Regions from separate parts of the Homo sapiens genome. Here region 1 is linked to region 2. Evidence: read pairs that join two places in POLR2A ChIA-PET (ENCODE). Cell type or tissue: PC-9. All regions are shown on one strand. Links, peaks and the distances in the headings refer to the core of each region. The heading gives the core; the rest is flanking DNA. Region 1 overlaps ERVW-1 (endogenous retrovirus group W member 1, envelope). Region 2 overlaps AKAP9 (A-kinase anchoring protein 9).

The links. ChIA-PET counts read pairs that join two places held together with the same protein. Peaks named below come from ENCODE experiments on the same cell type or tissue, not always from the same donor. Only the 100,000 strongest peaks of a DNase experiment are listed, where the experiment ranks them.
Region 1: POLR2A ChIA-PET joins it to region 2 with 5 read pairs; 1 of 35 experiments calls an interaction of 5 or more read pairs at or near these places.

Annotation. Positions count from the first base shown.
Region 1 is chr7:92,460,769-92,470,053 of GRCh38, reverse strand. It overlaps ERVW-1 (endogenous retrovirus group W member 1, envelope), which reads left to right. Exons shown (of 2, transcript NM_001130925.2): 2 at 1-1,674. The coding sequence ends at 1,289. It also overlaps a transcript of GATAD1 not described here. Among named protein-coding and RNA genes, the nearest start is that of ERVW-1, 13 kb to the left of the region's middle. In PC-9, for the core only: no CTCF peak of the experiment used is centred there; DNase peaks (open chromatin) are centred at 3,133 and 5,393; H3K27ac peaks cover 1,040 bases.
Region 2 is chr7:92,045,468-92,062,925 of GRCh38, reverse strand. AKAP9 (A-kinase anchoring protein 9) reads right to left here. Exons shown (of 50, transcript NM_005751.5): 22 at 9,968-10,200; 23 at 1,504-1,666; 24 at 440-652. Among named protein-coding and RNA genes, the nearest start is that of CYP51A1, 80 kb to the left of the region's middle. In PC-9, for the core only: no CTCF peak of the experiment used is centred there; a DNase peak (open chromatin) is centred at 5,395; H3K27ac peaks cover 1,285 bases.

The DNA of each region.
Region 1 (9,285 bases), core at 1-8,000, 410 kb before region 2:
CCCAAACTGGTATGTCTGATGGGGGTGGAGTTCAAGATCAGGCAAGAGAAAAACATGTAAAAGAAGTAATCTCCCAACTCACCCGGGTACATGGCACCTCTAGCCCCTACAAAGGACTAGATCTCTCAAAACTACATGAAACCCTCCGTACCCATACTCGCCTGGTAAGCCTATTTAATACCACCCTCACTGGGCTCCATGAGGTCTCGGCCCAAAACCCTACTAACTGTTGGATATGCCTCCCCCTGAACTTCAGGCCATATGTTTCAATCCCTGTACCTGAACAATGGAACAACTTCAGCACAGAAATAAACACCACTTCCGTTTTAGTAGGACCTCTTGTTTCCAATCTGGAAATAACCCATACCTCAAACCTCACCTGTGTAAAATTTAGCAATACTACATACACAACCAACTCCCAATGCATCAGGTGGGTAACTCCTCCCACACAAATAGTCTGCCTACCCTCAGGAATATTTTTTGTCTGTGGTACCTCAGCCTATCGTTGTTTGAATGGCTCTTCAGAATCTATGTGCTTCCTCTCATTCTTAGTGCCCCCTATGACCATCTACACTGAACAAGATTTATACAGTTATGTCATATCTAAGCCCCGCAACAAAAGAGTACCCATTCTTCCTTTTGTTATAGGAGCAGGAGTGCTAGGTGCACTAGGTACTGGCATTGGCGGTATCACAACCTCTACTCAGTTCTACTACAAACTATCTCAAGAACTAAATGGGGACATGGAACGGGTCGCCGACTCCCTGGTCACCTTGCAAGATCAACTTAACTCCCTAGCAGCAGTAGTCCTTCAAAATCGAAGAGCTTTAGACTTGCTAACCGCTGAAAGAGGGGGAACCTGTTTATTTTTAGGGGAAGAATGCTGTTATTATGTTAATCAATCCGGAATCGTCACTGAGAAAGTTAAAGAAATTCGAGATCGAATACAACGTAGAGCAGAGGAGCTTCGAAACACTGGACCCTGGGGCCTCCTCAGCCAATGGATGCCCTGGATTCTCCCCTTCTTAGGACCTCTAGCAGCTATAATATTGCTACTCCTCTTTGGACCCTGTATCTTTAACCTCCTTGTTAACTTTGTCTCTTCCAGAATCGAAGCTGTAAAACTACAAATGGAGCCCAAGATGCAGTCCAAGACTAAGATCTACCGCAGACCCCTGGACCGGCCTGCTAGCCCACGATCTGATGTTAATGACATCAAAGGCACCCCTCCTGAGGAAATCTCAGCTGCACAACCTCTACTACGCCCCAATTCAGCAGGAAGCAGTTAGAGCGGTCGTCGGCCAACCTCCCCAACAGCACTTAGGTTTTCCTGTTGAGATGGGGGACTGAGAGACAGGACTAGCTGGATTTCCTAGGCTGACTAAGAATCCCTAAGCCTAGCTGGGAAGGTGACCACATCCACCTTTAAACACGGGGCTTGCAACTTAGCTCACACCTGACCAATCAGAGAGCTCACTAAAATGCTAATTAGGCAAAGACAGGAGGTAAAGAAATAGCCAATCATCTATTGCCTGAGAGCACAGCAGGAGGGACAATGATCGGGATATAAACCCAAGTCTTCGAGCCGGCAACGGCAACCCCCTTTGGGTCCCCTCCCTTTGTATGGGAGCTCTGTTTTCATGCTATTTCACTCTATTAAATCTTGCAACTGCACTCTTCTGGTCCATGTTTCTTACGGCTTGAGCTGAGCTTTCGCTCGCCATCCACCACTGCTGTTTGCCGCCACCGCAGACCCGCCGCTGACTCCCATCCCTCTGGATCATGCAGGGTGTCCGCTGTGCTCCTGATCCAGCGAGGCACCCATTGCCGCTCCCAATCGGGCTAAAGGCTTGCCATTGTTCCTGCATGGCTAAGTGCCTGGGTTCATCCTAATTGAGCTGAACACTAGTCACTGGGTTCCATGGTTCTCTTCTGTGACCCACAGCTTCTAATAGAGCTATAACACTCACCGCATGGCCCAAGGTTCCATTCCTTGAATCCATAAGGCCAAGAACCCCAGGTCAGAGAACACGAGGCTTGCCACCATCTTGGGAGCTCTGTGAGCAAGGACCCCCAAGTAACACAACCATGAGGGTGCAAATGCATGGGCCACTAATGGTAGAGCAAGAAAACAGAAGGGCCCTGGTTCCTCGAAGGCATCAGTGAGCTGAAATGCCTGCCCTGGATGTCCTATTCCTAGGTGTTTTTCTGCCTGAAGCAGATTAAACCCTTTGTTCACTTCTCCAAGTAGGGCTTCTATTACAGCCCAAATCAATCCCCACCCCAGATGACATCATCCTATTAATACTTTTCAAAGTCTTCCTGTCCTTAAACTTCCAGCTTCCCCAAAACCCCACAGAAGATCAGCAGTCTGCTCTCCTAAGGGAGCCTGGGCCTGACTGGCATAGCTCTCCCTTACAATAGTAAGCAATTAATTCAGCTTTGCGACTTGATCAGTCCAAAGTGGCTGCCAGTTTGAAAATCTCAGAAAGGTACCATATGTACTAAGAGAAGCCCTGACATGAGGGCCTAAGCCAAAAGTTGGCCCACATCCTTCCTCTTCCAAATTTAGGATGGGCACTGTAAAGATAAATATGAATTTAATAAGTTTAATTCCACCTGTTGAAAATGAGGCAAGAAATTTTCCTCCCCTCCATGTCAGGTTATTACTTGAGAAAACTTGTATGTGCTTTCTCAGTCTCTTTGAAATATATATATGTATATAATTTTTTTTTTATTTTGAGACGGAGTTTTGTTCTTGTTTCCAGGCTGGAGTGCAATGGTGCAATCTCGGCTCAACCTCCGCCTCCGGGTTCAAGTGATTCTCCTGCCTCAACCTCCCTGGTAGCTAGGATTACAGGCATGTGTCACCATGCCTGGCTAATTTTTTTGTATTTTTAGTAGAAATGGGTTTCATCATGTTGGCCAGGCTGGTTTCGAACTCCTGACCTCAGGTGATCCACCTGCCTTGGCCTCCCAAAGTGCTGGGATTAAAAGCATGAGCCATCATGCCCAGCCTGAAATACATATACAGATATATATATTTAAAAACTGAATCAGCCTTTTGTCAGCTTTATGACCTAGGAATGTCTTTCTCAAGGATCTGGGAAATGTAAACATTACCAGATAGCATACCTATCTTCCAGTTTCTGTGGGAGGGTAACAGCCTAATCTTAATGAGTACCTTGCACCAAGCTATAAAAGTAACTCCTGTTTCCACACTCCCCCACCCCCGAAAAGTTGATATCTTAGATAACACAAGTGGTCACATCAATTATCAGGTAAAGTTAGAATGAACTGTGTGACCAGTGGTGCTGTCAAGTTCTCTTAGTTGAGGACTATTTATCTCGAAAACATACATGTAATGGGCTGTACCTGCTTGGCTGTACAAAATGGTGAAATTTCCTTCTGTCTTTGTGATCTCTTAGCAAAGTGCCTGTGATGTGCATCACATTCTCATTTAATTTTTATTCAATAATAAAGCTTATCTTTCTCTACTGCCTTCATGGAGAGGATTTCTGGGTTGAGAGAAGATTTTGTTTTTTAAATTATATTTCCCCAACAGCACCTTCACCCTTTATTCTAAAACTGCTGGCTGGGTGTGGTGGCTTATGCCTGTAATCACAACCCTTTGGGAGGCCAAGGTCGGAGGACTGCTTGAGGCCAGGAGTTTGAGAACTAGCCTAAGCAATATAGTGAGACCCCATCTCTTAAAAAAAAATAGCTGGGCATGGTAGTGCACAACTGTGGTCCCAGCTACTCAGGAGGCTGAGGTAGGAGGATCACTTGAGCCTGGGAGGTGGAGGCTGCAGTGAGCAGTGATCACAACAGTGCACTCCAGCCCGGGTGACAGTGCAAGAACCTGTTTCAAAAAAAAAATAAAATTGCTGTCTTTTTCACTCACACCTTCACTATTCATGGGGAGAAGTGTGTAAGGTATAACAGTCTTTTTGTAATAAACCTCCCCACTTCCACTCTTCTAATCAGAAGTAGAGATGATGTTATGAGAAGTTGAGATTAAGGTTGTAGCTTTTCTTTTTTCTTTTTTTTGAGACCGAGTCTCACTCTGTCGGCCCAGACTGGAGTACAACGGTGCGATCTTGGCTCACTGCAACCTCCCCACTGCCCAGGTTCAAGTGATTCTCCTGCCTCAGCCTCCTGAGTAACTGGGATTACAGGGATGTGCCACCACGCCGGGCTAATTTTTGTATTTTTAGTAGAGACGAGGTTTCACCATGTTGACCAGGCTAGTCTTGAACTCCAGGCCTCAGGTGATCCCCCAACCTGGCCTCCCAAGGTGGGGGATTACAGGCATGAGCCACCATGCCTGGCAGATTGTAGCTTTTTTGTTTACAGTTTGGTAATTACTTCATGCCAGTCTGTCATGTTTAATAAACAACACAGGTTAGTGATTGCTTTTTTTCTTTTTTTTTTTGAGATGGAGTTTCCCTCTTGTCATCCAGGCTAGAGTGCAATGGCGTGATCTTGGCTCACTGCAACCTCCACCTCCCAGATTCAAGTAATTCTCCTGCCTCAGCCTCTGGAGTAGCTGGGATTACAGGCAGCGGCCACCACAGCCAGCTAATTTTTGTATTTTTAGTAGAGATGGGGTTTCACCATGTTGGCCAGGCTGGTCTCAAACTCCTGACCTCAGGTGATCCACCCGCCTCGGCCTCTCAAAGTGCCAGGATTACAGGCATGAGCCACTGCACCCAGCCAATTGCCTCTTCTTCAACAGAAAAGAAAGAAAATGAAACTATGTAAGTTCAGCCATGTGCAGGGATGCTTTAGAAATAACATTTAGATTTTTAATTTGTATTAGATTCTTTGGACCTAGTACTGTATTTCTCACAGTAGCATTTACCCAATTTCTTTCGGATCCTACGTATGGCAGTTCAGCAGTGACATTTCCATGGTATTTTCTTAACTTCTTTAGGCCTCATTTTTCCTATCTGTAGAATGAGGGAGTTAGATTAGATGGTCTCTAAATCCGTACATCTACAAAGAATATGAATCTTTGAAAAATTGTTTTCTTTATCTGGATCACAAGCCACTATCAATCTATGAGAATCTGCACTGGAGTTGAAGAAACAAGCTTTATTCACAAAATCAAATTTTATTTGCCTAGAAATGTTCGGCTTACAAAACCTGAAATGAACTCTTTGGAAGCTCCTCTATGGCATTATTCTGATGCTCAGGGCATCAACATGCTGGGACACTCCCTTGCCTAACCTCTGTGCCCAGGGGCCCTGCCTGAGGACGCTGGCAGGATTCTCTAGCTTGCTCTGAAAAACGATGCCTTTGCTGAAGCCACTCTTCTGGTTGTCCTTTTATGGCCTGTCCCCATTTCAGTGATTCCCCTGCAAGCTGAAGCATGCAGCAGTTAGACCAGTTTTTCCATTCTTCTTAATTCCCAAGGCCCTTTCCTAGGCTTTCATAATGCAAGACACAAGGACAGATGATTATTATTTCTAGGCTTCGGATATTTGTGCAGAGGACTAGAGTTGAGAAAGGGAGCCTTGACTGTGGTAGGCCTGAATGTGTTCTAAGTTTGGACATGACCTCAGAGTGAGCACTGAGGCTGGCCCACAGGCCAGAAACCCACAAAAATATGGCTGTCCATCTTGCCCACCTGCCTAACAGTTTGTCCCATAAAAGCATTAAATTAGGAGACAGAAATCAACTAGGTGCAGAGTTTTGTTACTGCATTGCACGTCTCCTGAGTTCTCAAATCCGTATTTTCAATTATCTAATGGATATTCAAGTCCAGGAGATGGCTCACAGTCCTCACATTACAAAACAGAACACACACCTCACATCACATGCAAATCTCCACCTAGCCTTGTTTACTAACTGGGAGATTTTTAAATTATAAGAATCAAGTAGGATCTTTGCCCACGTATTTTTTTAAGAGTTTTTCACCTACCAAAAAGTTGTACTCAATGTCTTCCTTAATTCATCCTCCTCACTCAGTCTCTATTTACAACTGGTTATTAAATTCTGTTGACTTTATCTCCTATATATCTATTTTTTAAAGATTATGGTAAAATATGCATAACAAAACTTACAATTTTAACCTTTTTTTTGAGACTAAGTCTCGCTCTGTCCCCCAGGCTGGAGTGCAGTGGCGCAATCTCAACTCACTGCAACCTCTGCCTCCTGGGTTCAAGCAATTCCTAGGCCTCATCCTCCCAGCAGCTGGGACTACAGGCACCCACCACCACACTCGACTAATTTTTGTATTTTTAATAGAGATGGGGTTTCGCCACGTTGGCCAGGCTGGTCCTTAACTCTTGACCTCAACTGATCTGCCTGCCTTGGCCTCCCAAAGTGCTGAAATTACAGGCATGAGCCACCGCACCCAGGTATCAACCTTTTTTTTTTTTTTTTTGAGACGGAATCTGGCTCTGTTGCCCAGGCTGGAGTGCAGTGGCGCGATCTCAGCTCACTGCAAGCTCCGACTCCCAGGTCACACCATTCTCCTGCCTCAGCCTCCCGAGTAGCTGGGACTACAGGTGCCTGCCACCATGCCCGGCTAATTTTTTTTTTATTTGTTTTTATTTTTTAGTAGAGACAGGGTTTCACCATGTTAGCCAGAATGGTCTCAATCTCCTGACCTCATGATCCGCCTGTCTTGGCCTCCCAAAGTTCTGGGATTTACAGCCATGAGCCACTGCGCCAGCCCAGTATTAACCATTTTTAAGTGTACAATTTAGTGTCATTAAGTACATTCATCATGTTGACTACTGTCACTACCCATTTCCAGAATTTTTTCAAAATCACTCCAAACCGAAAATTTGTACCCACAATACCCCTCTTCCCACAACCCTGGTAACCTCTAATGTTCTGTATCTATGACATAATTTGCCTATTCTAGGTAACTAACTCATATAAGTGGAATTATACAATATTTGTCCTTTTAAGTTTGGCTTATTTCCATTAACATGTTTTCAAGGTTCATCATTATAGCATGTATCAGAATTTCATTCCTTCTACGGCTGAATAATATCCCACTGCACGACCTCACCACGTTTTGATCATCCATTCGTCTGCTGATGGGTCCTTGTGTTGTTTCTATCTCTGTCAGCTTGGGCTGCTGCAACAAAATACCGTAGCCTGAGTGGTTTAAACAACACACATTCATTTCTCACAGTTCTGGATGCTGAGAACCCAAGAGCAAGGTGCTAGCAGATTTGGGTTCTGGTGAGAGCTCTCTTCCTGGCTGTGGCCACCTTCTGGCTGTCTTCTTACATAGTGAGGAGAGAAAGGAAGGCTTTGGTCTGTTCTCCTCTTCCTAAAAGGACACTAATTCCACTATGCGGGCTCCACCCTCATGACCTCGTAGAAATCTGATTACCTCCCAAAGGCCCTACTCCCCTAATACCATTGCCTTGGGGGCCAGGGCTTTAACATATGAACTTGGGGCATGGGGATCAGGCACACATTCAGCCTGTAACACCATTTAGATTACCATCTTTGGACCTAAATATCTATTTTAAAGTTGTATTTTTTTCCTGACTACGTAAGTAGTGGATGCTAGTAATACAAACTTCAAAATTTTTAAAAGCATAAAGAATATTAAAATGACTGTAATTCCAACTATGCTTGTTATTTTGTTTGTTCCAGTTTTCTTTATATGCATATGTATGCATGTGTATATGTGTGTGTTTTTGTTTTTTTTTTTTACAAAATCAGAATCATTATGTAGTTGTGTCCAGGTTTTACACTAAACATTTTATAAACTTTTTTTTGCGTTATTAAAAATTATTTGTAAATGGTATTTCTGATGACAGCATAAAATTCTATTAGAAAAATATCAAAATTCATTTTCCTATTGTTGGACCTTTAGATTGTTTCTGGTTTTTCACAACTTTAAATACTGTTAACAACTTCTTTTTATACCCATTTTTTGGTCCACATTTTAAATCCTCTTAGCATGGATTCTTAGAAATGAAATTACTGGATCAAGAAGTACTTTTAATACTTTTAAGATTATAGATACATATTGCTATTCTAAAAAGCTATGTTAATTTACATTGGCCACCAGCTGGATAGGGTGTCCCTCTGTGCCTCTGAGGTGGTCCCTAGTGGTCTCTGCCCTTGGAATTCACGCCCTTGTGTGGTCCTGTGTTCACACTGTACCAGAGTTGGTCTGTGTGACCCAACAGCATATGGCAGAAGTGCTGGTATGTCCCTTCTTTCAGATTAGGTTATAGAAAAGATGGTGGCTTCCATCTTGGGTGCAACTGCCCTTGCGTCTTTCTGTCACGGACCATTTGCTGTGAGCAAACCTGTGGAGGCCCACAGAGAGGAATGGAAGCTTCCTGCCAACAGCCACATGAGGGAGCTGTTTCTCCCATTTTATTCTTTGCTTTTCAATTTAGTATATAAACTTTAAAAATAATCCAATCTATCTTTCCCTATGTGATCTCTTTCATTACTTTTTGATTTAAAAAATGTATCAAAGCACTACATATTCATAGCAAAAAGATGGCCAAATAATTCTAAACAGTTTATAATGAGAAACAGTAGTTCCTTGCCTTCTCTTTCAGAGTCTCAGCAACTGTTATCAGCCAGAATTCGATCAGAGAAACAGAACCACTAGGAGCGATATAGAAAAGGAATCTATAAAGGAAACTTTACCTTACACAATTGTTGGAGCTTGCTGAACACTCTGTGTAAGGCTGTTGCTTCTGTGTTTGGTGTTGGGGCCTTAAGTCAGCAGCGCAGGCAGTCTGGAAGGGAAGACAGATTTCAAGTGGAGGACAGGAAAGAAAAACTTGAACCTACATCAGTCTCTTACCCTCGCCAAACCTCCAATTCAGATGATACAGGCACCCTGCAGAAGAAGCTGGTGACCTTTACCACAGAGCTAAGCATGCGCCTGGCCCAGGAGTGGCTGAAGCTGAAGGAAGTCACTCCCAAGTTCTTTCCTAGAATCATGATGTGAATATAGGAAAATAATGAAATCACTGACTTTATTTTCTCAGCTGGTCATTCACTCCCTTTCAAGGGTTTAAGAACTACTATTTATAAAATATTCTAGATATGTATAGACTAAAAGCCAGCGGTTGTTCACCACCAGTTGGGCACTTATGCAAACAAACGTGTGTGTGTGTGTGTGCTTATTGTAAAAAATTTGGAAAATACTGCTTGTTAGAGAAAATTTGGAAAATACTGCGAAGTATAAAGCTGAAAAAAGTAGCTGCAGAAAACCTCTGTTGACATGTTAAAATTCTGGAGGAATTTCCGTCTTTTTTTTTTTTTTTTTTTTTTTGAGAGAAG
Region 2 (17,458 bases), core at 2,087-10,086:
GACCTTTTTAAATCTACTCTGCTTGCAAGTCAAAAAACCCCTCCACCTGCTCATTACTAGTGCCAGATCAGTGCTTTTAGATATTTAATCCAAGTATACATTTTTGCTGCCTCTCTGCTATTAGAACTAAACCTTACACAATTTTTAAAATATCCTGCCTCATTATTTGCAGCTTTCTCTTGAAGCAGAAGTTTGAGGATAAATGAAGAACTATCTTTTCCTGTTAACATCTGCCTAAGGAAAAAGAAAAAAAAAACCTGATTCCACATGATTGGCTAATAAGACATTTATCTCTAAGGTAGATTTTCTTATAATTTTTTAAATCTCTCTATAAAATATATGAATAATGGCACTGAAAGAGGAAAAAAGCCACCTTAAGCCTTTGAAGAATACAAATAAAATCAGAGGACTGTTTCATACAAATTCTGAAAATACTTACGTTGTTCAACTGGGCCTGCCTCTGCTTTCATAGCTTCCTTTTGTCTGGACAGTAATTCTCTTTCTTCTTGGATCTGCTGTTGCTCTGCCTCCAATTCTTGCAACCTGTTACTTGCACATAACAACTCCTGCTCAAGACGATCTATTATATCAGTTTTTTCCTGAATTTGCCTTTCAAAAAGAGTTTTTTCATCTGCATAGCCATCAATGACGCCTATAATACAAAATTAACAGAAAATAGAACTATTATTCATTTCAAATTCAACCACTAGGTTTTAATATAAACAACAAAAGGTATACTGTTAGCAAAACTTTCCATCATTCCAACCTATTAAAAGTCTTGAATGAATTTGCTGCTCATCACAGCAACTATCAACCTTTAATAGGGTATGGTCAATGCAGACATTTCCTTGTTTACCATTGTGCATAAACATGAAATTTCTCTGAATTTTCTAATACTTTGCTATACCAAAGTACCACATTATGTAGGTGTAAGTCACTTTATTAAACAGATATAAACAGTAAGTTTCTGAAAAGCTTAATACAAATTAGATGCTTGTGAACTGAATCACATTTTGAAAATTAGAAGGTTGGTATTTTAAGTAATTTTAGAAGGCCAACACCCATAACAGCAGAGGAGAATTAAAAAGAGCATAGGGCTTTAGAGATTCAAAGCCTGGAATCACTATGTAATGGTATTTGTGCCCTTTAACAATTTAATAACATCTTTTCGCTTCAGTTTGCTCATCTTTAAATTACAAGGGTTGTCTTAAGATGGTGTGATTACAGTAACGAGTCACCACTATCCTTTTTGGTATTTTCTGAAATTATTATTTTCTGTAACTCTATAAATTCTTTTTATAATTTTATATATATATATATATATATATATATATATATATAGTTTTAAAAATTGCTTGGAGGAACTCTGAAGATAAACCACAAGTACTTTTTAATGGTCATTCTAAATTGGATTGACGGCTTCCAAACCTGGCTGTGCATCAAAAATCTCTATTTTAAGACTGAAATTTCTCTACCCTTAGTTGTCAATGGCAAATTGCTCACCCTCAGCCTTACTGAGCTCCACAGCTAGCTGTTCTCTGGCCCTGGACTCCTCATGAAGGCGCTCTCGAAGTTCCTCTTGGCACTTAAGGGACTCTGTTGCTTCTTGTTTCTGTCTAAATGACTCACGCATCAACTCTGTCTGTGTCACTTTCGCATGTTCAAGCTAAACAAAGAGGGAAACAATACATAAAAGAAAATAAAGTGTGGAAATACTAGTTTCATTCCCTATTAAAGCTGGAAAAAAGGAGGATTTTAAAATAAAGATATACTACTGAATTGTAGTCATTTAGATATTGCCAGTGTATGCTAAGATTAGCAGGTAGGAGAAATCAGAGGAGACATGTATATTGGCTGTGCACGACTTTCTGTAAAGTGATGTATTCTAGCTTTACTGAACAAAAGAATATGCTTCTTTTGGATACAAACCACTTTAAATCAATGGCTGTGTACTTTATCATATAAAAGAAGATATAAAGTTAATGAAGCACAGGCGTTTATTGTATTTGCCAAAGAATTTTATGTAACTATACAGTCTATGATAAACTTTCTTCTACATTTAGTATTTACGGATTGTGACTCCTACAGTATCTGCTGTATACTGTGGGGGACCAATAATACATGATTAATACAATGGCATCAATTAACAAAATGATAGTAGCACAACAAAATGAAATTATATTTATAATCCATGTACTTAACTAAAAGCTTTATATTTCTGTCCATTTGTGAAACACCTAAAGCTCCTATGAATATTCAGCTTATTTTCAAAACCGTAGAATACAGAGACATTAACCATAAACACAGATTCCTTAAAATATTACCAATAGCACATACTGACTACATTCTTAAACAATTTTTTAAGATGATAGAAGGCTTAAAGCCAAAGCTCTCTTGATCACTGCTACTAAATGAGCTGTGTGAAATTGCAGAAAAGTACTGTCTCTGCCTTAGTTTTCTGAGCTTTTGACTATCAGCACCTGCTTATCTGTTATTACTGAAACAATTACATGGGAAAAAATTGAACTCAAATGTTTCTAGTATTTAGTCCAAAAATTGTAAGAAGAAATCATCACATATATTAATAACAGGCTCACAGTAAAGTCATAAGAATTTGTAAATTTACATATAAAGTACTTTGTGCATTAAAAAGATATTAGTGCATTTTAAGCTTAAAATATGATCAAATGTAGTGGTTTCTAATTTATAGTCACATATTGAAAATGTATTACAAAATCATGATAATACTAAAGGATACTTTATTGTTAAAGACTTCCACTTTTCACATCTGAGAGGTATTTGTCATAGCAAATGGATTTTAGAGTAACTACAGCTTTTGATGGCTACTCTAAATCAATTTCCAAAATATCCAGTATGCAATTATTCTTGTTTTAATAGGATATTTCAAATATCACTTATAACTTATTTGCAATTAATATGAATACACGTATAAGACTCATAATAGAAAATTAATCATACATTTTAAATTATAAATTATTTCCTAAAATACCCATGATAATATGTTGTTATCTCAAAAGGAATATTTTTACTTTTAACTGGAAAGAGTTTTTCCTTTAAAGTCTGGATAACTAATATCATTAATTTTTATTACAAAGAAACATAACAATAAAGTATGAACTAATTTATATACAACTACATGGGAATTTACAGTCACAATCCATATTTTAAAAACATATCAATTGTTTTTACACGTTTGTCATTTTTTTCTGTTCATTACATAATGACTATCTAGTAAATACATGTAACTAAAAAGGATATGCTTTTTTTTGTCTTTTTTAAATTTACTATAAGGATATAACAAAGAATTTACAACAAAATAAATGCTTGCTTTAGGTAAGTAAATTAAATAAGCCTTTGCTTCTATGTTCTACTTCCTGACAAGATTTAATCAGCCTTATAATCCATTTAAATATTTATCATAAAACCACAAGAGAAAAACTTGTTTTCTAAAATAAAATGAAAAAGTTGGAACAATCAAATACAGTAAATCTAGCAAAAAAAAATGTCATTTATTATAGCAGATGAGATCCACACTTCATCGGGAGATGAGACACCCTTCAAATAAATGTTCATTAAATACTTAATATTTAAAGAATCCTCTTCCATTCAGTTAGAGTATGTTTATTCCTAATATCTATAACAATATGAAGAATGTAAGATTTCATATTCAATATTTCCAAAGTATTTAAGAAACTTATTACATTAAAAGTACATGTAAAGTATCAGTTAATATTCTGTCACTTTAATATAAAAGTTGCAGAAGAGGTAACAAAACTATTCTGAAAACCATCTGGCTTGTTAAATATTAGCTAGTACAGGATAAAGCTATGAAAGTCATAAAAAGCGCTGAATAACTTTTAGTTATACTGAATAACCTGTAGTGAACCTGAAATACTAAATATTCAAGCCTCTTTATGCTAAACACTTATCCTTAACAATGTTTATAAAATATATTTCATATAAAAAGCAGAAAAGGGTCTTGTTCCACAAGATTACGAGGCATATTAAAAACAAAAAGTAAGTTTCTTAGGTTGTTAAGAATATTAAAATTAGAACCCAAGCTTCCTTTTTTCCTGGACTGGAACAGCCAATATAACATATGATTGTAAACATTTCCTAATTGCTCAATGACAATTCACTTAGCTGTCTTATAAGTATCATAATACCGAGTCTCTCAAATATAATAATTATTCCATTCTTATTCAGGATTGGCATGATAAACATACAAAAGCAAGAATCTTAAGGAAAAGCGGGATCTTTTTAAACAAACTGCCTGGCATTGGAGAAATGTAATATTATCTCATTCTGCTTTCTGTAATTGTAAACATAGCCAAGTTGGAACTCAGACCAAATTTAGCCCTTAAATACATCTAGAATGAATGAGTAGTAACGCATCAAACAAGGTTCTATCCCATTTAGCCTTAATATAGACACTCAAAATTTAATTTCTCATTATAGTGTTTAACTAAATGAATATTTTTTATACTTACTGAATAAGGAGGGGTAGGCAGTGAAATTTTAGAAATAAGCTTTAATATATGCCCGTTTCTTTTATGAATAAAATGGAAAATAGAAGTATTAACAATTACTGAGTTATTTTCATCCAAATGTTCACAAAGAGGAAAAGGATGTGGTAAAGGCACGCGAGATTCAACCTCATAAATGTCTTCATCTTGCTCTTCTAACCACGAGCCACTGACTTTGACAGTTGCCAAATAGGTGCTATAAGAATCCATCCCAGAAGATACAGCTGCCGAGATTCCTAATTTGCTTTATCAATTTTCTAATACATTAAAAAGTTCTTTTTAGTTTATCAAGATCTACCATAGCAGTATAAAAAGTTTCTTTTTTAGCACTATCAAATAAATGTTATAAAATTAATTCATACAACTGCACAATAAAAGGAAGGGGAAAGTCCAGGAAAAAAACTACAAATCTAAAAAAACTTAGGTCTCTATCAATCTTGATGCCCCCTCAAAAAAACCCAAACCAAAACAAAAACCAAAAAAAATCAAAAAACAAAAATAAAAGCAAGCAAACAAAAACACCTTTTAAACTAGCATAATTAAGTCCTTGAAGAGAAGAATAAAAATATAAACATCTAATTAGACGAGCAATAAAACTGCTTTTAATATCAGCGATGTCTGTAGTAATAAGTAAGCCTTCAAAGCAGAACCTGGCAGGGAAGGTCAAGTTTGAAATCTCCATAGCAGCAGTCTTGAGAAATGCAGTTGTAACATTATTTCTCTTGCTCTTGCTGCTTCACTCTATTCAAAAGGAAAAGCTCTTCTGAACTGAGCTATTCAAATAGCCTCTCATGCTGAGCCAAAGGATTCTAGTCAGTGTCCCCTGAGGAAAAGGTCAGAACAGAGGGTGTGGTTTAATGTCTTTACCTATAGGTACACTGACAGGTGGAATGTGAATTAATATGCCCACAAAAAAGCCTGCCAGACAGGATCCAAGTTCCACGTCAGGGCTTTGAAAGGGCATTTAGACAAGTTTATAATGTTTGTAAGATAAGCTGGTGTTTTTCCGTTCCATTAAAAAATTGCTTTAATTTAAAAATGTGAAATTAATTATGCTTGAGTCCACATTAGTAATAAGTTATTCAAGTATATAAAATAATCAAAGTTATTTCTGGAAAATTAAAACTTACTTTTGCTATTTCCTTAGAAATATTACTCATCTTTCAAGCAGCCACTAAAACTATAGACATTTCAGTTATAACCTATTTTCATATTGTTTACAGAGTACATGCTAAGGAAAAAATTCTTTTTAAAGCTACACTGTATGTAACAGTTGAAAACTATACCACTTAAGGTATCTTATGAACCCTGACTAAACTTTAAAAGCCCAAGTTATATAGAATAGCCTTCTGGGTAGCTCCAGAAACCTGGGCAATAGTGAATAAATAAGCCACTCAGAATTTTAGAAGATAAACAACTTACTTTTTAATATTAAAAGATTTTCAATAATGAAAGTTGTTTTAAAGAAAGGAAAAAACCCTCATTTTGGTATTATTCTTTCCAGTAACTAAATATCCTAAATCCACAAAGCCTTTATTTAAATGGAAAAACCCATGCTAAAGAAGGTAGGTAATACCAACACAAATCCATTCTACAGCTACTCACACTATAAAGTTGTTTAAACCAGTACTCAAACCATTTCACAGTAGGTAGACTAATAATTAGGGCAGAGAAAATGACATTTTCTATAGAAAGCCAGAATCTACAGGGAGATGGCTTGTAGCTGTGGAGGGGCAGTTGCCTCTTACAAGTCTGGACTAGGCAATAAAAATTTTTTGTTTATTAGGGTTTCTTATGCAACCCTCCAGTTAGTCTGTGAAGGTGTCTTAACAAAGCACGTTCACAGATTAACTGGAGGGTTGCATAAGAAACCCTAATAAACACCTATACAAGATAGAGGCCTAATCTTATCACTGCTGCAGCTAAATGTGACTTTAGTGGGGCTTTGGCAGATAGAAGTTGTCAATATCCCAGATGCTCAGCTTTATGAACTGTGGGGACCCATGCTTAGCCTATCAAATACCTCTTAAAACACTCTTTCCCTGCTCCCTCTGCAAACTACAGTTTGTTTTGATAATCTGATATCTAGTTTCTCTTATTTGAAGCAAAAACAAAATCTGTAAGTAAGAAACAACCCTTTATAAACAGTTAACATTTCGGTCAGGATAAGAACTAACTACAAAGATAAGAGAGAAAAATTACTGAGAAAAATGGACTCAAAAAAGTAACAGATAAAGATGATTCAGAATAGGGCAAACAGCCCTCATAACAGTATATTAACTGATGGAGTATTATATTAAATATTAATTCATGTTCAGAAAGATGACCATGAATTAAAATAACTGAAATTATTGTCTATTGTTTCACCCATTTTTGGAAGCATGTAAAACTTGCTTCCATCCATGTAAAACAAAAATCTGTAGGTAAGTAGTTATATTAGGAACACAGGTCAAGGTAAGAAGCTTACACAAAGAAAATAAAGTAAAATTAGGGCAAAAAAGACTCAAAAGAGCAGTATTAAATAAAGATGATTCAGGATAGTGGCATACAGCCCTTGTAACAACAGTAATATTAACTGATGATATATTAATTGATGTTCAGAAAGGTGACTGAATTAGAATAATTCAAATTATATTCTATCTTGCTTCCCCCTCTATTTTAGAAAGCACATAAAACTTCTTGCAATCAAAAATAGTTATAATAAAATGACTTAGAAGAACACACTTTTAATTATCCAGACTAGCTTATTATCGCCAGGTTTCAGATAATCAAGATTTTAATGTATATTTGAAGGCTATTAATTTGCAGCATAGAGTTGTTTCCTAAACAAAATAGCTTTACTTAAATCAAATAATGTCAAACCATTTAACTACCTTTCTTCATAAATTATTTCTTCAAACTGTAAAACACTTTTGTTGCTCTCTTTTGGACTTTGATTTGTTCATCTATTTCTTGAAGTTATTTCACAGAGGGCCTATAACCTGCAAACATTACCCTGACGGAGCCTAGACCAATGCTAAGCATACTGGGGACAATACTTGAAGGCAAAATGTGTTTCAGTATTTTGATTGCAGTTATGTTTCAAACACAACAATGACAAAACAAAATCTTAACTTATACTACTGCTTCATCCTCAGATTCCTTTTTTTGAGAAAATATAGAAGCATGTAGCTTTGATGCTGTAATTCTTAAAAACAAGTATTAGGAAGCCCGTAAAAATTTCTTACAGTAAAAATAATTCCATGGGAATAAATTACATATTCATTAATTTATTCCAAGGCCTAGCAGAATCTCTTGGTAAATAACCTCCTATGGCTCTAAATAATACTTCTGGATTCTGGAAAACTTTAATTGCTGAAAAACTACTCCCAAAGAAGAGAATGGTTTTGATTTCTACCTGATCCAGGAGTTTAGAATCTGTGAAACCACACTCTCAAAGATAACATTTCTGCAGAACCACAAAGAGACTACTGAATAAGGATTGTGTTAAAGAGATTACCTCTCTAAGGGCCTTATGACAGTCTCTTAAGCATTCTTTTTCATACTATCATGAAAGCTACCCCAACCAGTAGGAACCTAACAATAAAGTGAATATAGGCCTGATTGTATGGTAGCCTGTCCAAGCAAAAGAGAGGTAAAACCGTTGTAATAAATGTACTATAATATGGACTTGGACATACCACTGGGCAAGTTACCCCTCAAATCAAATATCTAAAGTAAATAACTCCTATAATACAGGTTATGAAATCACCCAATCAGCCTATAAGGCAGATACTTGTCCAGTGCCCTGATATTCAAAAATTTTGCCAGTGAATAACTCATCTTAAACATCTTAAGCATCAACTCCCAAGTAAACTTTACTTGGTCCCCACCACACTCTAACATGTCAGATGTTGCTCTCTTCTCTGGTCTCAGAGTATCCTGTACAAAGCTATTTTCCTGAATTTCTCTTTCACTGAAAACGCAAAGATATTACAGCATGCCTCCCAGCTGTTTTACATTTTGTTATAATACGTGAAAAAAAAAATGAAGGTTAAAGGGAAGTATACTATTATAAAGTAGAACCAAATAATGACACATTGAAGAGGAAAGTGGAATATAAGTTATTTCACAAAGATATTACACATTATTCTGTGTCAATCTGTTAAAAATATTCATCAGGTTCAAGATAATTTTAGTTATTAATCAATGAGACTATTCTGAAGAAATCAATGGCTTTAAACATCTATCCATGGAAGATTAAAAACTGAGCTGAAATTCATTTAAAAGAAAGTTTTTAAAAACGCCTACTCCCAATGCTGAAAAATATTATTCACTTAAGAAATACTTCATTTTTATAACTTTTTATACCTAATGCCAACAACTAGTTTAACATTTTATATAAAAGATGTTAGTAGAGTGCTTCAAAATTAAGCCAGAGAACAATGTGAACATTGTACTAATAATCCACAGATTAGTGGTTCTCAAACTTTAGTGTGAATCAGAATCATATAAAGGACTTATTAAAAACACAGGTTGCTGGGCCCTCAGTTTCAGTAGGTCTGGGGTGGGGCCTAAGAATTTATATATTGAACACATCACCAGGTGATGCTGATATTGCTGGTTAGGGGCTGCACTTTGAGAAGTCTCTGCCATAGGGTTACTGCTCTACACAAAGCTTTTGTGATCCATTCAGTGATATTTAAATTACCACAATACAGAAGAAGCTAAATAACACAGCGTGGAGTTAGTATTCAACAAATTGGGAAAAATCTGGAAAATGCCATGGTCAGACTCCTACTATACTTCACTACCTGGTCACATAAGCAGACAGCTGCTATGAGCTGTGGTCTTGGCCTGGGGAAATGAATGTTTCAGGAGGAGCCCACATGCTTGACTGTTGGCAGCATTAACAAATTTTGGAGAAGTTTCTCTCTAGTAGCCTGTTAAGAACAAGTAGCCTATTGGAACCACTGACCACTTCTGATTTATTTAACATTTTTCACGTTGCTTATCAAAAGACAAATACTATGTTGCATTAACTAAACTGCTTATAATTTACAATGGTATCAAGTAGTAGCAACAGCATTAACACTGGCTGAGATCCAGGTCAAAAGTACTTAATAGCGGTTAAGAAACAAAAAGTATTAACAGTTGTTTTCATATATGAAAGTACAAATCACAAAAATTAAATACTAATATACCTGAAATAAGCAAAAACCAAAACAAAACAAAAGCAGGATCATGTAGGAATTCAGTATAGAATCATTTATACTATACAACTTTCATACAACCAAAGGGATAATTAAGATGCATATGCATTCAAGCTTTGAAAATGCCAAACAGCTATCCATGAAAATATCAAAATTAGCTCAGTCGAGAGAGTGGGATAGTATATTGTACTTCAAACTCAGTACATATTAGCAATATAAGGAGGTTACCTGACTGCTAGTTTCACTTATGGCTTCTAGGAGTTTTTCAACTGCTGCTTGTAGTCGAGAGCTAATGTTCAGCATAAGTTCTTCATTTTCAGGGTCTATTTCAGTTCCAGCAAAACCACTCCTCACAAGTCGTTGTGACAGCTCTGTTCCTTCCTCAGTTACTTTTGACCACATGTTAATGTCATTTCTTGGCATATCACTTCCAGAATAAGAGGGAATGGATTCATCTGTAACTAGAATAACAGTGTTTTAAAGGCATAAATTAATTATAATAATCATAATTTTTTAAAGTTATAAAACAACATCAAACTAAACTGGAAATCATGGAAATTGTAAGGTCTTTTAAAACAATATTGCAACCAAACAAATAAAATATGCAAATATAGGATATAATATTATTCAATAACCAAGCAAAAGAATGAGAAATGTTATGCTAATAGGAATTTGCAGAAATTGATCATGTGGGTAATTCAGTATTTTTTTCTTTGATAAAAACTTCTAAGATACCTTTCAACAGAAATTTACTACATGTCCACTATGTGGAGTTTGCTAAGTAATAGGGACATATAGGTGACAAGATCTGGCTCCAACCCTTGACGACTTTACAATGTAATGAGGAAACACATAAACAATCACAAGAAAAGAAAGGCATTGTGGAGTAGGCCATTTCAAATTGTACAGAGGGATAGAAATAAGTGCTTGGATTTTTCGGGAGCAGACTGACTTTTGAGCCTACATTGGGAGTACAGGATAGAAATAAGTGCTTGAATTTATCTGGTGATGACTAACTTTTGATCCAACACTGGGCAATATCATCTGCTTTGGCTACACAGTAAAAGGAACTGAGATCATTTTGTTGCTTGCTACTGTTTTAAGAGGAATACTGGGATAAGATTAGACTGATGAGCAGGTCTAATTTAACTTTGGACATTGTTATCCACATTACCCACACTATTCTTATTTCTTATGTTAAAAAAAAATGAGTTTGCATGGGTAGAAGATAAGCTTTCCAAGTATTTTCTCTAAGCTATAATAAAAGCATAGGCTATTCACCACTGCCATTAAATACTCCTTTGTGGCAGATGTTACAACTCAACAGTGAAGTTTCCTGAAGAGGCATTACCTATTCTTTTATTACATGTAGTACATATTTGTTATCAGTAACTGTACAAAGTTAACCAATTAAAGCAGAGGAAATCTTCATGTACCAAGTGCTTGGAATAAGCATTCAGTTTGACACATTCACTCAAAATAAGAGCTACTTATTAGAACTTGTCTTGCTAAAGTAGCTGGTGCCACATTTTCTTAATCTATGTAGTAATGACATCAGATACAGCTTCAGACGCAAGACCTGAATTCAGCACAATTCAATATTCACTAAGCATGTCCTCTTTGTAAGTCACTGGCTGTAGAGCCCAAAATTGCATTTTAAGGCATGATTTTAAATGTTTCCCATTATATACAGGTTTATCTAATTCTTAAGGTAACAGTAAATACAACTTTCACTTTGTATCCTTATTCTCCAAAGTAAAAAACACATCAGCTACACTGGTACTTATTTATATTACTCCATGTGCTCAAAATTGAATGCCTTGAAAACATTTAGAAGTGCAAGATAATCTTGGAATTTACAGCATCTTTATGTGAGAAATTAAATGCATTCTAGTAACATTTTCTTTCTCATGGGTACAGAAATGTGACGCAAAGGGAACAGTGTGATACGATGGGAACTCTAGGCTTTTTAGGGCAAAGGGACATGGAGAAATAGTGGTGAGGTAGGTGAGAGAGCTAAAAGAAGGTAGCTGGAAAGTAAGCTGGATTCAAGTTGTAAATGGTCTTAAATTTTATAGGAACCTTAGGGGTTTTGCTATAAACAAATGGAAAGAGTAAATCATATTTTGAATAAGAAGATAATATCAAATATGTGCATCAGGAAGCAAATTGTAGCAATGCAGAGGTAAGTTAAAGGAGAAAAAATTGAGAAAGCACAGGTTGGAGAAGACAATGTAGAAGAAGACAAGGAAAGAAGATATGCGTAAGATGACTCTGGGCTTCCAGCTTAGATGATTCTTAGGTGACAGAGAAATCATTAAGAAAAATACTAAAAAATCAGGAAAAAGTATACAGAGTAGGGATGAAAAATGATTAGTCTGAAGTGTTAATGGGATTTGTGAAGATGAGTCAACTGTTGGAATTTTGGGTCTGCAATGACTTAGGAGTCATTTGTAGAAAGGTGAGAGTTGAAACCTTGGAAGTAGATACATTTGTCCTAGGAGTAATACTCAGTGAGAGAAGGAAGACAAAGTTGAAGTCTCTGTATATCATAATCTAACAAAAGAACCTGTGTTAAAAAATATCAGAGAGAGGCAGGAGAGAGATGTTCCAACAGACAAAAAGAGACGGCTTCAAGACACTTTAGTAATGTTATTTGTCTAGAAAGACAAACAAGACAACGACTGGGAAGATGCTATGGAGACTCCTGTGTTTACCAGCCTTGATTTCTATTCCTGCAGTACCAAAGCTGCTCTCTCAGAGGACAACACTGACCTCCCAGTTGTCAAATCAGCTGGGCACGGTGGCTCATGCCTGTAATCCCAGCACTTTGGGAGGCCGAGGCAGGTGGATCACGAGGTCAGGAGTTCAAGACCAGCCTGGCTAATATGGTGAAACTCCATCTCTACTAAAAAATACAAAAATACAAAAAAAAAAATTACAAAAATACAAAAATTAGCTGGCCATGGTGGCACGTGCCTGTAGTTCCAGCTACTTGGGAGGCTGAGGCAGGAGGATCACTGGAATCCAGGAGGTGGAGGTTGCAGTGAGCCAAGATTGCACTACTGCACTCCCGCCTGGGCGATAGAGCAAAACTCCGTCTCAAAAAAAAAAAAAAAAAAAGTTTGCTGAAATTTACCTTGAGCAGGGAACAAAGGTGAGAAAATTCAACACTTCTTAAATTTTTAAGGCAGTATGAAGACAGTCTAATGTTTTGGGCTATAGAGAAGGAATCAACATGAGGAAAAGATTGAAGGTATGGTGTATTAGATGGGAGCAAATCTCAAGCACAAAATAAAGAGGGTGCGTGAAAGTGACTTATAAAAGGCCTCTGGCTTTTTTAAGCCAAATGGCTAATTTTTAAAAATAGACATTAAAGTACCTAGAAAAGGCAAAGACGTCACCTAGCTTAAGGTATTTTCTTAATAACATTTTGAAAGTATAAACAATCTGAAATAATCTGAATATGTTCCAAGAAAAAACCAAATTTAAAAAAATCCTATAAAATAGAAATATGAGAAAGACATCAAGCTTAAACTTTATTTATTTATTTATTTTATTATTATTATTTTTTTTGAGATGGAGTCTCACTCTGTCGCCCAGGCTGGAGTGCAGTAGCTGGATCTCCGCTCACTGAAAGCTCCGCCTCCGGGGTTCACGTCATTCTCTTGCCTTAGCCTCCCAAGTAGCTGGGACTACAGGCGCCCACCACCACGCCTGGCTAATTTTTTGTATTTTTAGTAGAGATGGGGTTTCACCATGTTAGCCAGGACGGTCTCGATCTCCTGACCGTGTGATCCACCCACCTCAGCCTCCCAAAGTGCTGCGATTACAGGTGTGAGCCACTGTGCCTGGCCCTAAACTTTATTTTTAATAACCAGTCTTGGAGGGAAAAATTCAGAGGATAATATAGATTAGCAGGGGAACTTCACAAGATGCCAATAATAATCTTAGAACATCCAGTTTGGTAAATAGAATCATTTCAAATTGGTGAACCTCTTGGATTTATGTCTTAAAACATAGTAAATGATGGTTATTCAAGTCCTTTAGTTATTAACTTTATGGATTATATCATGTTCATTCCCTGACAGGTAACGATAAACTCCTCAGGTTTAAGTGGGATAGGCAATGTGATAAAGCCTTCTCTGCCCCAAAGGCTCTCTGAATCTCTAATGGCTCCAATGGAAACCACTAGGCTTTAGTCTGACCCTGGATCTGACAGTTGAGAAAACTGTACTGAAGCCCTGGGAGACTTAAGAGGTTTGCCCAATATCACAATGAACTAGAAAAAAAGAAAACAAGGCCTTCTGATTAGTGCAGTGGTGTGATCTCGGCTCACTGCAACCTCCACCTCCTGGGTTCAAGCATTCTCTTGCTTCAGCCTCACGAATAGCTGGGATTACAGGTATGTGCCGCCACACCTGGCTAATTTTCATATTTTTAGTAGAGACGGGGTTTCACCATGTTGGCCAGGCTGGTCTTGAACTCCTGACTTCAGGTGATCTGCCCGCCTTGGCCTCCCAAAGTGTTGGGATTACAGGCATGAGCCATGACTCTCAGCCCCTAGCATTCCTTCTATAAGACAGCATTTCTCCAAAAGGAGGCAGCAGCAGACAAGATTCCATCCCTGGCCTCCTATGGGAGAGGTGAGCATAAAACCACTGAATCATCACAGTGAAGACCTAAAGGAAATTTTTTTTTCAACACAACCTGGGGAATTCATTTTTATGAACTGATCTAATATTCATTCAGGTTTAAGTGATTTTATGTTAGCTCAAAATTTCCCTTCAATTTCATAAACTAGGTTACTCTTATGAGGAAGCAAATATTAGCAACTTTATTCTTTACTTTTTGAGTGTTAACAAGTCCATACATGTTTAAAATCGAAACAAGTTCAGACCTGAAGGCTGAAAACACATCAGAAGTGTTACAACAAAAAGTCATATATGAAAACTGAAAAGCAAAAGTTGCTTCGCAATTAGACTGGTTTAATTTTTTTGTTATACTAAAAAACATAAAACTGTCAAAAGTTTTTCATTTTTAAAAATAATGCTCCCATTATATTTATGAAGGAATGTCAGAAAAAATTCTTACATATGGAACACAGTGTTAATATTTTAAAGCCAGTATTTTCTTTCAGGTTTATATAAAAATTAAAAATTTTAAATTATAAATTCTATTAACTCAATATATCCTTAAAGATGCAAGATGGATCCATTAACTGTCCCCCAGTAATATTAGTGGTTGCTCCAATTTTATTAGTAAGATGATCACACTGCTGCTAAACATAAAAACAGTAAGATGGAGTTAACTAAATGGAAAGTAAATGTAACCAATGATACTAATCCTAGCAAAATTATCTCTGCTACAATATTCTATACACTATATTTCTTAACTGTGGATTTAGCTTTTTCTCTTATCTCAATATTATTCTTTCAGAATCGGTCAACAGTTAAATAACTAAAATTTTAAAGGTTTTAGTTGATTCAAATATACGTAGTGGTTTTAGGCAAAATATTAAATATTATGACTCTATTTTGCTTTGAATCAGAATAGCAATGACTTCTTCATTAGACTATGAATTGCTGTAAAGCTGAGAGCATAGAGAAATAGCTCAGTAAATGTCTGCAGAATTAAACTCATAAAATTGCTTATAATTGAAAACTATGGTCAGTCGCAGTGGCTCACGCCTGTAATTCTAGCACTTTGGGAGGCCGAGGTTGGTGGATCACTTGAGGTCAGGAGTTCGAAACCAGCCTGGCTAACATAGTGAAACCCTGTCTCTACTAAAAATACAAAAATATTAGCCAGGCATGGTGGCAGGCACCTGTAATCCCAGCTACTTGGGAGGCTGCAGCAGGAGAATGGCTTGAACCCAGGAGGTGGAGGTTGCAGTAAGCAGAGATTGCGCCACTGCTCTCCAGCCTAGGTGACAGAGCGAGACTCAAAAGGAAAAAAAAAAGGAAAGAAAACCATTACTGTATCTTAAAATAGGATATACATATTTCATGTGTGTTGGAAGATTTAGATACACTTATGCAAGAAAATAGGCTAGTGGATCAGAAGTCTTTTTAGGTCTGCTTTCTCATGGAAAATGAACATAAATATAATCCTCTGTGCTTGAGTTAAATTATCCATTTATTCCCTTTTATGGAGACAGTGCTCTGGAAGTAAGTTCACTGTCTTTCAAGGTATGTTGTCTGCTGAATACTTTGGCAGCCATGTTGAGAAGTATCTAAGAGAACTGCTAACAACAACAACAAAAGCACAAAATACATCTGTAATGCACAGAACATTCTCAGAGTCTCTTCTGAATATGGCAGTCAACCTGGTCTAGGTCTTACCAGCAGAACAGCAAAATCCCTCCCTAAATGGTTAAGTGAAACAAGCTTGTGAAATAATTGTTTTTTAAAAAGCATAATTTGATAAACACTTTTATCAGACCAAGAAAATGTTACCTAATTCTTCTCTATAAAGATCCATATGCAGAAATAAAATAGCCGTGACTGAGAGCTTAACCAAGAGTGAAGTTAATTTGAAAAATCCTTCCACCAAGTTTGAAAAGAGTGAATTTGAAAGCAAGGTTTAAAATTCAGTATTATTTCAGCTCTTAATTTACTAAAAACAATTTTTAAAACTATCTTTGAACTCAGCTAAGGTGTTTAAAAATCAGTTTTATTTGCAATTCCAAATCAAGCTTTTCTCTGTACCTAGAAACACACTACTGGCCAACTTATAATTAGGCAAACCTTCCATAAATGGGATAATTTCTTTTCATTTCTCCACATGAAATTTAACAAACAGAATTCTCTCAAAAATTACAAAAACTGGCATTTTAGGTCTGCCTCTATGGGAGAAGTGCTTGAGTGTGGAATGGTAGTGAACTGTGGGCTTGATCTTGTGAGCCAGGAGTCCACATCCTATGTTTCTCCATCTCACAAAACTTTTCCCCTCTTTTGATTTCCTCATTTCCCTCTCCTACAAGGAAAAAGAAATTGAAAAAACAAGAGACAATGGAGTTCAGCAATGTGATGGGAAGAAATAGAAAGAAGAGGCCGGGCATGGTGGCTCACGCCTGTAATCCTAGCACTTTGGGAGGCCAAACCAGGGAGATCACCTGAGGTCAGGAATTCAAGACCAGCCTGGCTAACAGGGTAAAATCCTGTCTCTACTAAAAATACAAAAATTAGCTGGGCATGGTGGCATGCACCTGTAGTCCCAGCTAGTTGAGAGGCTGAGGCAGGAGAATTGCTTGAACCCGGGAGACAGAGGTTGCAGTGAGCCCAGACTGCGCCACTGCACTCCAGCCTGGGCGACAGAGCAAGACTCTGTCTCAAAAAAAAAAAAAAAAAAAAAGAAACGGAAAGAAGAGCTGAATCCACACAGCTGAAGGAAGACAGAGTTACGAAGACAGCTCTGGCATATCAGGACCTAATCTCTGGATCCATACACATTGTGTAATATTTCAACTCACTTTTTCAAAAGGAAGAAAGAATCTAGCAAAGGACAGTCCAAAGGTAACACCAAATCTTGGGTTTCTTATCAAGACTTTCTTCTAACCATTTCAACAGGTACATGAAGCTGGTGCTGGGTTCCTAAAAAGTCTTTATTTCTAATCTTTCCTTAATCTATAGGATGGTTTCAGGATGTCATCCATACCTCACAGATACTGGTAAGAGTACTAAGTGCTGATATATAAATTTTCTTTTATCGGTGGAG